Regions from separate parts of the Homo sapiens genome. Here region 2 is linked to region 1. Evidence: chromatin loops called from intact Hi-C (ENCODE). Cell type or tissue: PC-3. All regions are shown on one strand. Links, peaks and the distances in the headings refer to the core of each region. The heading gives the core; the rest is flanking DNA.

What was found. A loop is a pair of places that touch in the nucleus more often than their neighbours do. Peaks named below come from ENCODE experiments on the same cell type or tissue, not always from the same donor. Only the 100,000 strongest peaks of a DNase experiment are listed, where the experiment ranks them.
Region 2: it touches region 1 in a loop (18-fold over the local background); 15 of 110 quality-filtered maps call a loop at or near these places.

Annotation. Positions count from the first base shown.
Region 1 is chr17:67,155,824-67,161,201 of GRCh38, reverse strand. It overlaps HELZ (helicase with zinc finger), which reads left to right. Exons shown (of 33, transcript NM_014877.4): 16 at 126-305; 17 at 840-941. Among named protein-coding and RNA genes, the nearest start is that of HELZ-AS1, 86 kb to the left of the region's middle. In PC-3, for the core only: a CTCF peak has its summit at 2,892 (motif pointing right); DNase peaks (open chromatin) are centred at 2,911 and 4,531; H3K27ac peaks cover 1,246 bases.
Region 2 is chr17:66,912,186-66,917,563 of GRCh38, reverse strand. No RefSeq gene overlaps it. Among named protein-coding and RNA genes, the nearest start is that of CACNG4, 50 kb to the left of the region's middle. In PC-3, for the core only: a CTCF peak has its summit at 2,274 (motif pointing left); a DNase peak (open chromatin) is centred at 2,263.

The sequences.
Region 1 (5,378 bases), core at 138-5,137:
TGTTTTTATAGATGCTATGCTATTTCAGTGGTTTTAATGGTTCACTGAAATTCACGATACTCGTGTGTTATGTTCTATTTATTAACGAGATGCATGTGTTTAACATAAATTTTTATTTTCCATAGACAATGGGATGAACAGTTGGATCCTCGACTAAATGCAAAACAGAAAGAGGCTGTTCTGGCCATTACCACTCCACTTGCAATCCAGCTGCCGCCTGTGCTTATCATCGGACCCTATGGGACAGGCAAAACGTTCACTCTAGCTCAGGCTGTCAAACATATTCTGCAGCAACAGGAGACTAGGTGAGAGGGTGGGAAGCGTGCTCATATTTCCCTGGTAGGATACTACCTCTGTTCTTGTTTTAAATACACAATGAGGGCTAGCAAGACAGTTTTCATGCAGCTCTTAAACATGAAAAAAAGAGAAAAGGAAAAGCCGTAAATCCAAACCCCAGAGCACTAAAAATTTGAATTCTCTTAAAACATACTGTTTTTAGAATTGGTAGTATAGACAGTAAGTTTTAAAATAGTTTTTAAATAGCCATCAGAACAAGTTTGCTATGGAATTGTGGTATCTATTAGAGCCAGAAGACTTGGGTTTAAATATATGTGTATATTTTATATGATAGACTTAAAAATAATTTTGGGGTACTTCCTTTTTAACTTAAAGAGTAGTGTAATTTCCTAAAGGTATCACTGAATAATGCTAGGGATTACTGAGTAGGGTAAGGGAATTGTATAATATTAGGATGGCCACTGCTTTTTTTTTTGGTATTATACTGCTTGAATAGTTTTGTGTTTTATCATTCTTTTTATTTGCACCATTTATTTCAGCAGGATTCTCATTTGCACCCATTCTAATAGTGCTGCTGATCTCTACATAAAGGATTATTTACATCCATATGTAGAAGCAGGCAATCCCCAGGCAAGACCTCTCAGGTATTTTTTTTAAGGCTTATTATGTATCTGTATCATACTTTATTATTCTTAAGAAAAGGTGTCTGTAAAGATTTTAGTAACTTTGGAAATACCAAAGTCTTTATGCATTGACATTTAGAGGTTATGTCTTTTGAAGAAACTGTTTAAATTAAGGAAAAATGTAAAAATCTTTGACTATTCATTTCTTAAACATTAAGTAAGAGAAAGACATCCTTTTTTAAGTTTTGTGTGTATTGTTTCAACCTGAGTAGATTTTGATATGTACCTCTAAAAGCTAGTATGATGAAATAATATAAATATGATAACTTAAATTAAATCTAGTTCAGTAAAAATTCTAACATATTTTGCATGGCAGATTAGTCATGCAGTGGACAGTTCTTTATGAAAATAAAATTTTGGCTGTGATCATGCAGGTAATTTCATAGAAGCTACACATTAGATAAACATGAAATACTGAAATGATTTCTGCAACAAAATGTACTTGACTGGTATTTAACAACTTTTGCTACCATTTAAGAGACAAAGTGTCAAAGAAAATTTAAGGTTGATATAGAAAGGTCCTCTGAGTATATATGGACATGAAATGTACTTAAATATAGGATATGGGGGAATAAAAATCCTTTTCTTCAGAAAACAATAAAGAATCATCAAATTGTTATTTATTATACCATTTGCTTTCATTGTTATATGAATTAATGTTTAGTTTTGCCATTTTACAAACTAATATGTCATGCCCTAGGTTGTTTGAATACAATTGTTTATAAATTAATTTCTAACTGCACTTTTGAATCATAAGTCACTAACGTTTTATTTCTACTTGAGCTCAAGCATGGAAAAATGAAATTATGTTATTTAATTCTTCAGTAATCATAACCAAAGCTGTTTGAATGATCTTAGAGTTCCATTAAAAAAACAAAAGAGGAAAAAAGTGGTGTGACCCATTAACACGGGTTTTTATGCCATATTTTATTTTTACTTTGGAAGATTAAGAAGCAGTAATTATTTTAAATAGAATCTGGTTGTATTTAATGAGAAAATATTACATATATACAATCACTATCACTGTAAATGAAAACATGGTATTTATTGAAGGATGCATTCATCAATAAATAGTTTGCTTCAGAATCTAATCTCTGAGCTTGTAAGTGAAAGTTGAGTAGTTAGCATTTTTGCTATAGGTGTTCTTACTTTAATGATATAAGTTGTTTTGTTCACTTATATTGTTGGTAGAGTGAGCATGTGTGTGTTACATAGGAAGTGTGACCTTCTCAGTTATCGTGGTGTACTTGGTGTGAAAACAGTGGAGTAAAGCCCCCTCAAATCTCGGTCGACTTAGCATAGGTCATTTGACACTTGGGGCTGTAGAGCTGTTGCTGATGAACACTAAATCCGTCACTCGACTAGCTTATATTTAGCTTTTTCCATGTAAAATTATTTTTTGGAGGTTATAATCAAACATGTGGTGCATCTAGATATGCAGAATAAGAAGTTATGTTCAGTAGGGTACATGTATAGTTGTTGTGGCCCAAGTATCGAGACTCGCCCTTTAACTTACAGAGAGACTTACACCTGTCTGTAAGTCTCGAAAGTGGTTCAGCCCAAGATGGAAAAACATTTATAAATATATTCAAATGCAAATTTCATGTGATTTCATTTAGTAAATGGAATAAAGTAAGAAAAAGCCTGACTTCCCAAATATTTTCTTTATGTAGTCCTGCATTTTTGCCATAGTTTTTCTCTTTGGGAAAGGTGTTAACTTGCAAATGTATTTCTTAAGAATATTCATGCATTGAGTTCAGATTTATTAGCACTATTATTACATTAACTCATTAATTTATAATTTTTCTAATAGACAACAAACATGGGAGGCATGTGAAATGGAATAGAGAAGATTAGAATGACTGAGTGCTCTGGGAAGATTAGCTTTATCTGAATTGTCCCAGGATGCAGAGGAAAGAACACAAGAGGGCACTAAGTGTCTGCTCATGACCATGAAGATGGGTGTCTCTAGGGAGCAAGGCTCATGAAGAGTTTGCTCTCTTCATGATATAGGCTGGAACAGGCCCTGGAAAGTGCTATAGTGTGAAAATAGTCAAAACATTACATAGTGAATACAGTTGTAAATGTGCTTAAATATACATACTTCATGGTTAAAATTTGTAAAATTCTTTTAGTTGCCAGGAGTTGAGCTGAACTTAAAATATTTGGAGATGGAGATTTTAGAAACCATTTTAGATCATGTTTAGTTTCAGTTTTTACTTCTTCACTAGAACTAGAAGATTTTAAAATGGAATAGAGGGGAAAATATTTTTGTGTGTGGTTCTCAAGATCAGTATCTGGTTCTGGCAGATTTATGGCTTTGCAGATAGAGGTCATCTATGGAGGGGTGTATTTCCTGCTTTCTGGGAAAATGGAAGGTAATTGTTGTTTTATATTGATCTTCAAAGAAGCATATTCTTCTGTGATCAGGTCATTCTTATTCATAGTCTTTTAAGTAATAACATTTTGGGGGTTATTTGTTGCATATAAATTTACTACAGGAATAAAATTTCAGTGAATTAAAATTATATATTACCAGACTCTCTCTTATAATTCGTGTGGGATATGTGGATTGGTTTCTTTCTGGAAAATATGTAAATTCCTTAATTGGTATTACTTATATTTTATACTGTGAACTTGAAACTGTCTTGTTACCGTCAATTCTCCAATTTTAAAAAAATGTTGGCTGTGTTTTAAATAATCTTTTAGACAGTGTCTAACTTAAATGTTGCACAAAATGAAAGTACAGAGAATATTTTAAAATCTTTTAAAAGTTGGGACTAGAATATTATGCTTTCAAGAAAATTGGCTCAGCGATCAAGCTTTGTATTCTTACTAGCTTCAACTTGAGGTAGCTTTCCAAGGTAATTGTGAAAACGTCAGCAGTGAGACTTAGAACTTCAGTTTCTTTCTTTTTTTCCCCCCTCTTTGAGGAAGAAGCAGGTGCTTGGAGTTAGTTGATGAGTGTATTAGGCCGTTCTTGCATTGCTATAAAGAAATACCTGAGACTGGATAATTTATAAAGAAAAGAGGTTTAATTGGCTCATGGTTCTGCAGGCTTTATAGAAAGCATGGTGCTGGCATCTGCTCAGCTTCTAGGGAGGCCTCAGGAAGCTACAATCGTGGTGGAAGGCGAAGGGGGAGCAGGATGTCACATGGTGAAATCAGGAGCAAGTGAGAGTGAGTGTACGTGTGGGAGGTGCCACACACTTTTAAGACCAGATTTCAGAGCAAAAGCTTACTTATCATCAAGGGGATGGCCCAAGCCCTTCATGAGGGATCTGCCGCCATGATTCAGACACCTCCCACTGGGCCCTACCTCCAACACTGGGGATTACATTTCAACGTGAGATTTTGATGGGAACAAATATCCATACTATATAAATGAGTAATTTGAAAAACCACTTTTTTTTTTTCAATTTTACAATGAAATATTAATTGGAGCTCAGAGGTGAGGTCTTGGCTGGAGAGAGAAAATGTGTGAGTCACTAGGGTATTGGTGGTGATTGAAGCGTGAGCATAGATGAGATTGTTAGGGGAGAGGAGGGCTGGAGAGTTAGAAGGGAAGCAGAGAAAGCTTGAGTCATGGAAGCTGAGGGGAGAGTTCCTGGGAGGGAGCAACAGCGGAACTTTGCATGCTGCCAAGTCAGGTAACTCGCTGGGCCTGGAAACATCGATGTGATTTAGTGATGTAGAAGTTGTTTATGTCCCTTGATTAGATGGAGGGTAAGCCATGTTGAATGTTTAGAGGAGTGAATAGGAGGTTGGTAACTGGAGAGAACAATCTGGATAATACTTCTAAGAAGCCTGGCTGTGAAAGGAGGGGAGAGGTTGGGCAGTGGCTGGGAGAATATGAGGATTTAAGTAAATATTCTTTTTATATGGGAGAAACTAGATAATTTTAATTTTAAAAAGCCACCTGTAAGTGACAGGTTAAATTCAAATATTGGTAATTTTTTTTCTCATAATGACTCAAATAATTAGCTTTTGTTTTAGATTAGTATTTATATTTATTAAAAAATCACATGCATACACTATTACAAAAGGTCATGTTGTATTTTAAAGTTGGTAGCAAAAAATGTTTTGTTTTTTTTAATTAACCTAGCCATTGTTCACCAAATATCATTCCCAAGGGAATTTTTTACTTTTTTAGCAGTTTCTTTTGATACTTCCATTTTTCTAAATTATAAATATAATATATAAAAATTATGTGTGTATATATTATATAACAAATTATGAATATATAATACATAAAAATAAAAATTATATGTGTATATATGTATAATATATACACACACACATACATATATCAACTGTTATGTCTTAATTTGGTTTTGGATATTTGTTGACTTTCTATTGTAGCTTCTTTTTTTTTTTTCTTTTTTAAGACAGAGTCTT
Region 2 (5,378 bases), core at 211-5,210, 240 kb after region 1:
CTCTCTCATGTTCCCTATGATGTCCGGCACATCATCGGAGAAGAGGTTGGAGTCTGCAGCTCAGTTTGGAGAGAATATCGTCTGAGGGAGGAAGGTGGGTGTGTTCATGTGTCTGCCTTTGGTCAAAGTAATGTAGTGTAGAAGCCTCCCAGCTAAAGCCAGGCTCACGACCACTCCACCACCAAGTGCCATAGTCACAGAACCCTTAGTGTTTGGCTGGGCACCTGGCCACCTTGAATAAAGACTGCATTTCCTAGCCTCTCTTTGTAGCAAGGTGAGACCCATATGACTACATCCCACCCTAAACTATGTAAGATAATTTGTATAGGTAACTTTTAGTAATTGTCCTTAAATAGAAGGTATTGTTTTCTTTTCCCTTTTCCCCCTAACTGGAATGTAGATGTGATGCCTGGAGCTCCAGCAGCCACTTTGGATCACATGATTATAGGAATGGAATCCCTTTGTGTCACAACAACAAGATAGAAAGCCTAGGTCCCTGATACCATGAGAGCCACACAAGCCATACCTCCCCGCTTCTTGGATATGAGAGAGAATTAAGAATTTTACCTTGTTAAGCTACTATTATTTTGGATTTTTTGTAGCCAAATCTAATCCTATGCTATATCCATGGGTGCCTCTGGGCCTTTCTATCTCTAGTACCATTCCCACTCCTTTCTGTCTCCACCAGCGTGACCCCCATGTAACACAAATCTAGTGACTTCCAACAGCTCTCCATCACCCAAACAATAAGGCTGCCCAAGCACCGTAGTCTTGCACCAGCTCCTTAGTGATGAGGTCCCTTTACTTCTCCAGCCTCGCATCCTCCACTTGCCCTCCACCTCCCTGCCTTGCTGTGATCACACAAAACGATTGGTAGCTCCCCAAGGGGGGCAAGCTCACTTAGGTCTCTGTCCTTTCTCTGCTGCCTGGAGTGTCTTAGGCTCCTTGCCTGCCTGGCCAAATGCCTGCTCACTCTTTAAGGCCCTGCCCAACCATCCTCCCCTTTGTAGTCCATCCAAGCAGGTCTGACAACTCCCATCTGGGTCCCCAGGGTCTCCAGTAACCATATAATAGCACCTAACATCCAGAGCTGCCCCTCTACTCTCTTGCCTGGATTGTGAGCTCTTTAAAGGCAGGGCCTGAAGCTTCTTATTTCTCATTTCCTGGGGTCTGAACAGCGCCCAGCAGACTACAGGTGCCTTTGCTTGCTAGCAGGATGATGATTCCCCTGCACCTGCAGAAATGAGTGGTGTTGATTCTAGAATGCCGCCTCCTAGCTGCTCCTGGAGAGTATCCTGAGCATGCATCTCCTCTCCCGGAGGTGGGCCTGAGGGTGGGCAGATCAAGGCTCAGGACAGGAATTTGGGCGTGACGGAAGCCATACCCTGTGGGACGTGTCTTCAAGATGGCAGAGCAAAGCTAGGACCAAAAACTCCTAGAGAAGACTTAGGGGAAGAAGGGGTGGTGTGTGCGTGTGTGCACCTGTGCACGTGCGTGTGTCTGTGCATGTCCGTGTGTGCATGCGCCTGTGTGTGCATGCTGTGTGTGCGTGCATGCATGTGCTCAAGAATGTGTGTGTGCCTGTGTGCATGTGTGTGTGTGTGTCAGGCATGGGTATGGGTGAGGCTCTGGGCTTGCATATGTGTCTTTCTGGAGAGAGGTGCGTTCGAGGTGTGTGTGGGTGAGGAGATTGGCAGAGACCCTTTGGGCCTTTCTGTGTACATGAGCTGCAGGCACACACGTGTGCATGCTTGTGGGAGAGGTAGGAGTGTAAGATGTGAGGGGTGCACTTGCGTGTGGACTTCTGTGGGTGGGATGAGGGATGCATGCCTTCTGTGTGTGAGGTGGAGGAGTTAGGAGGGATGATCGTGTGTGTGTGTGTGCGTGCACATGTGTGTGTGTGTGTGTGAGAGAGAGAGAGAGAGAAGGAAGAGGAAGATGGGGAGGAGGGGGTGGAATTACAAATGAACAGAGAGAATGCAGGTGAGATCGGCACCTGTGTGACTGGGTGCGGCTCAGGACCTGCGTGGGATCTATAAGTGCTTCCTTAAAGTGACGACAACTGGTTTTCGGGGGCAAAGGGGGTTTTCCGGGCTGCTTGTGCACCAAGGACACATCTCCTGCTATTTCCTGGCCAGTGGGTCAAGTCTGGGCTGGACACCCTGGCAGGAAGGAGGGCTGAGTGCTGCCCCAGTGCTGATTTCCGGGGTGGCTCCTGCCAGCCTCCCTTCCACCTCCCACTTCTGCAGAGCTTCCAGCAGGCAGAGGCTCCCCCTCCTGGGCTGGCAAAGCCAGTGGGAGCTCCATTGGCACAAGGGAGGCTCTCATCATACCACTGTCCCTGGTAGGTGCCTGCCTCCCTCTCCCTGCCCCAGGGTTTCATCTAACCCCTGAACAGCAGTGAAATACTGGACCAGCCACAGCATCAGCAAGACCCAGGACTTCTTAGAAATGGTGCATCTCACCTCCTCCCGAGACCCCAAAGCAGAATCTCTGGGGCAGAGTCCAGCTGTCCACTCGACCAGCTTTCTGTGTCATTATGACACATTCTAAAGTTTGCAAAGCACCATCCTGGACGGCCTCACAGAAGCATCATGGGGTGAAATAACTTGGCCATGGATTCCCTCACTTTTCCATGCACCAAAGGTTTATTGACCACCTGATATCTGCCACGCCCTGGTTTAGGCACTGTGGATATGTCAGTGATCAGAGTAGACAAAAATCCCTGCCCTCGTGAGCTTATGTTCTAGTGAGGGAGATACACAGTGAAGAACACACCAGAATGCTAAGCGTGTCGGGTGTTTGCAGGTGGAGGGAAATAGTCCAGGAAGAGAGGTAGGGGGTGCTTGGCTGGAGTTGCAATGTTCAATGGTCCAGCAAGGGAAGGCCTGGCCAAGAAGGTCAGAAAAGACTGAAGGGGTGACAGGGGTAGCCAAGCAGATATTGATTAGAAGAGAGTTTCAGGTCCAGGTGAGGTGGCCCACACCTATAATCCCAGCACTTTGGGAGTCCAAGGAGGGTAGATCACTTGAGCTCGGGAGTTTGAGACCAACCTGGACAATATAGTGAGAGCCCATCTCTACAAAAAAATACAGAAATTAGCCAGACATAGTGGTGTGCATCTGTAGTCTCAGCTACTTTAGGGAGCTAAGGTGGGGGGATTGCTTGAGCCCGGAGGTTGAGGCTGCAGTGAGCTGTGATCTTGCCACTATACTCCAGCCTGGGCGATAAAGAGAGATCCTGTCTCAAAAAAAAAAAAAAGAGAAAGAAAATAAGAGAGTTTCAGGGGTAGGAAGCAGCTGCCCTGGGGCAGGGAAGCATGCTGGGGGGATCCACGGAGGGGGAAGAAGTGAGAGGTGAGGCCAGGAAAGCACGCAGCCTCTAGTGCAGACCCAGGACTTCGGCCCTGACCTTCTCTTTGCCTCATTTGGAGACAGCCAGCAGCTGAGCCCACTGATGTTGTAAGGCTGCTGTAACCCAGAGGGTGAGAGGGGAGCTATGGAGGGCTCGGATTTCCCGAGATCCTCCTGGCTGCTGGCGGAGACCACAGACCATGTCAATAATTCCAGTGAGAGTTGTCTGTGGCTCGGACGGGGATGGTAGCAATAAAGTGGGTAAGAAGGGATCAGATTCTAGGTGGGTTTTTTGGTTTTGTTTTGTTTTGTTTTGTTTTTGAGATGGAGTCTCACTCTGTCTCCAGGCTGGAGTGCAGTGGCACAATCTCAGCTCACTGCAACCTCCAACTCCCTGGTTCAAGCGATTCTCCTGCCTCAGCCTCCCAAGTAGCTGGGATTACAAGCACATGCCACCATGCCCAGCTGATTTTTATATTTTTAGTAGAGAAAGGGTTTCACCATGTTGGCCAGGATGGTCTCCATCTCCTGACCTTGTGATCCTCCCTCCTCAGCCTCCCAAAGTACTGGGATTACAGGCGTGAGCCACCGCGCCCGGCCCAGTGTTTTATAAAAATTTATTTTAACTGTGGTATAATACACAAGACATAAAATTTATCATCTTAAACATTTTATTTATTTATTTATTTATTTATTTGAGATGGGATCTCACTCTGTCACCCCAGGCTGGAGTGCAGTGGCACGATCTTGGCTCATTGCAACCTCCGTGTCCCAGGTTCAACCTGCCTCAGCCTCCCAAGTAGCTGGGACTACAGGCGTGCTACCACGCCTGGCTAAGTTTTGTATTTTTAGTAGGTGTTTCACCATGTTGGCCGGGTTGGTCTTGAACTCCTGACCTCAAGTGATCCACCTACCTCAGTCTCCCAAAGTGCTGGGATTAGGGGCATGAGCCACCACGCCCAGCCCCATCTTAACCATTTTTCAGTGCAGAGTTCAGTAGTAGCCTTACATACATTCACGCTGCTATGCAACCACCGCCACCTCCCTTCCACAGAACTCTTCATCCTGCAAAACTGTAACCTTGTCTTCGTTAAACACTCACTCTCCGTCTCCCACTCCCCTAGCTCCTGGCAACCCCTCTTCTTCTTTCTGTCTGTAGGAATTTGACTATTCCAAGTACTTCATATAATTGAAGTTGTACAGTATTTTTCCTTTTGTGCCTGGCTTATTTCACCTAGTCTAGTGTCTTCAAGGCCCATCCATGTGGCAGCATGTGGCAGAATTGCCTTCCTTTTAAAGGCTGAACAATATTCCATTGTGTGACTAAGCCACATTCTGTTTATCCATTCATCTATCAGTGGATGTGGATTCTGGATGTATTTTGAAGGTAGAGCCAAGATGATTGGGTTGGGAGAAGGTGGGAAGAAGCAAAGAGCTAAAAAAGATCCTAAGAGGTTTGCTCAGAGCAATGAAGAATGGCACAGTCATTACGAGAATTAGGAAGACTGACGGGGAGTGGCCTTTGGGTGGAGTCAGAAGTTCAGTTCCAGAAGTTAAATGAGTGATGTCTATTAGCTCTTCTGGTGGAGAAGTCAACCAGCCAACTGGGGTTTGGAGCTCAGGGGCTGGGTCTCGGTGGAGATGTATGTTTGGGATGTGTCGGTGTAGACATGTGTGTGGTATGTAAACCATGAGATCAGATGGACTCCCCAAGGAACAAGTACAGAGGAGAGAAAACGTCAAGGAACTGAGCCCTGGAAGCCTTCGATGAGGAGGAGTCAGGGAAGGGGCTGGAGAGTGAGTGTCTGGGAGGGATGTATCCTGAAGGACAGATGAAGGTCGTGCTTCGAGGAGGAGGAATTAATCAACTGTATCTGATGGCAGATAGGTCAAAAAAGACCATCCTGGCCAGGCACAATGGTTCATGCCTGTAATCCCAGCACTTTGAGAGGCTGAGATTGGTGGATCACTTGAGTCCAGAAGTTCAAGACCAGCCTGAGCAACATGGGAAAACCCCATCTCTAC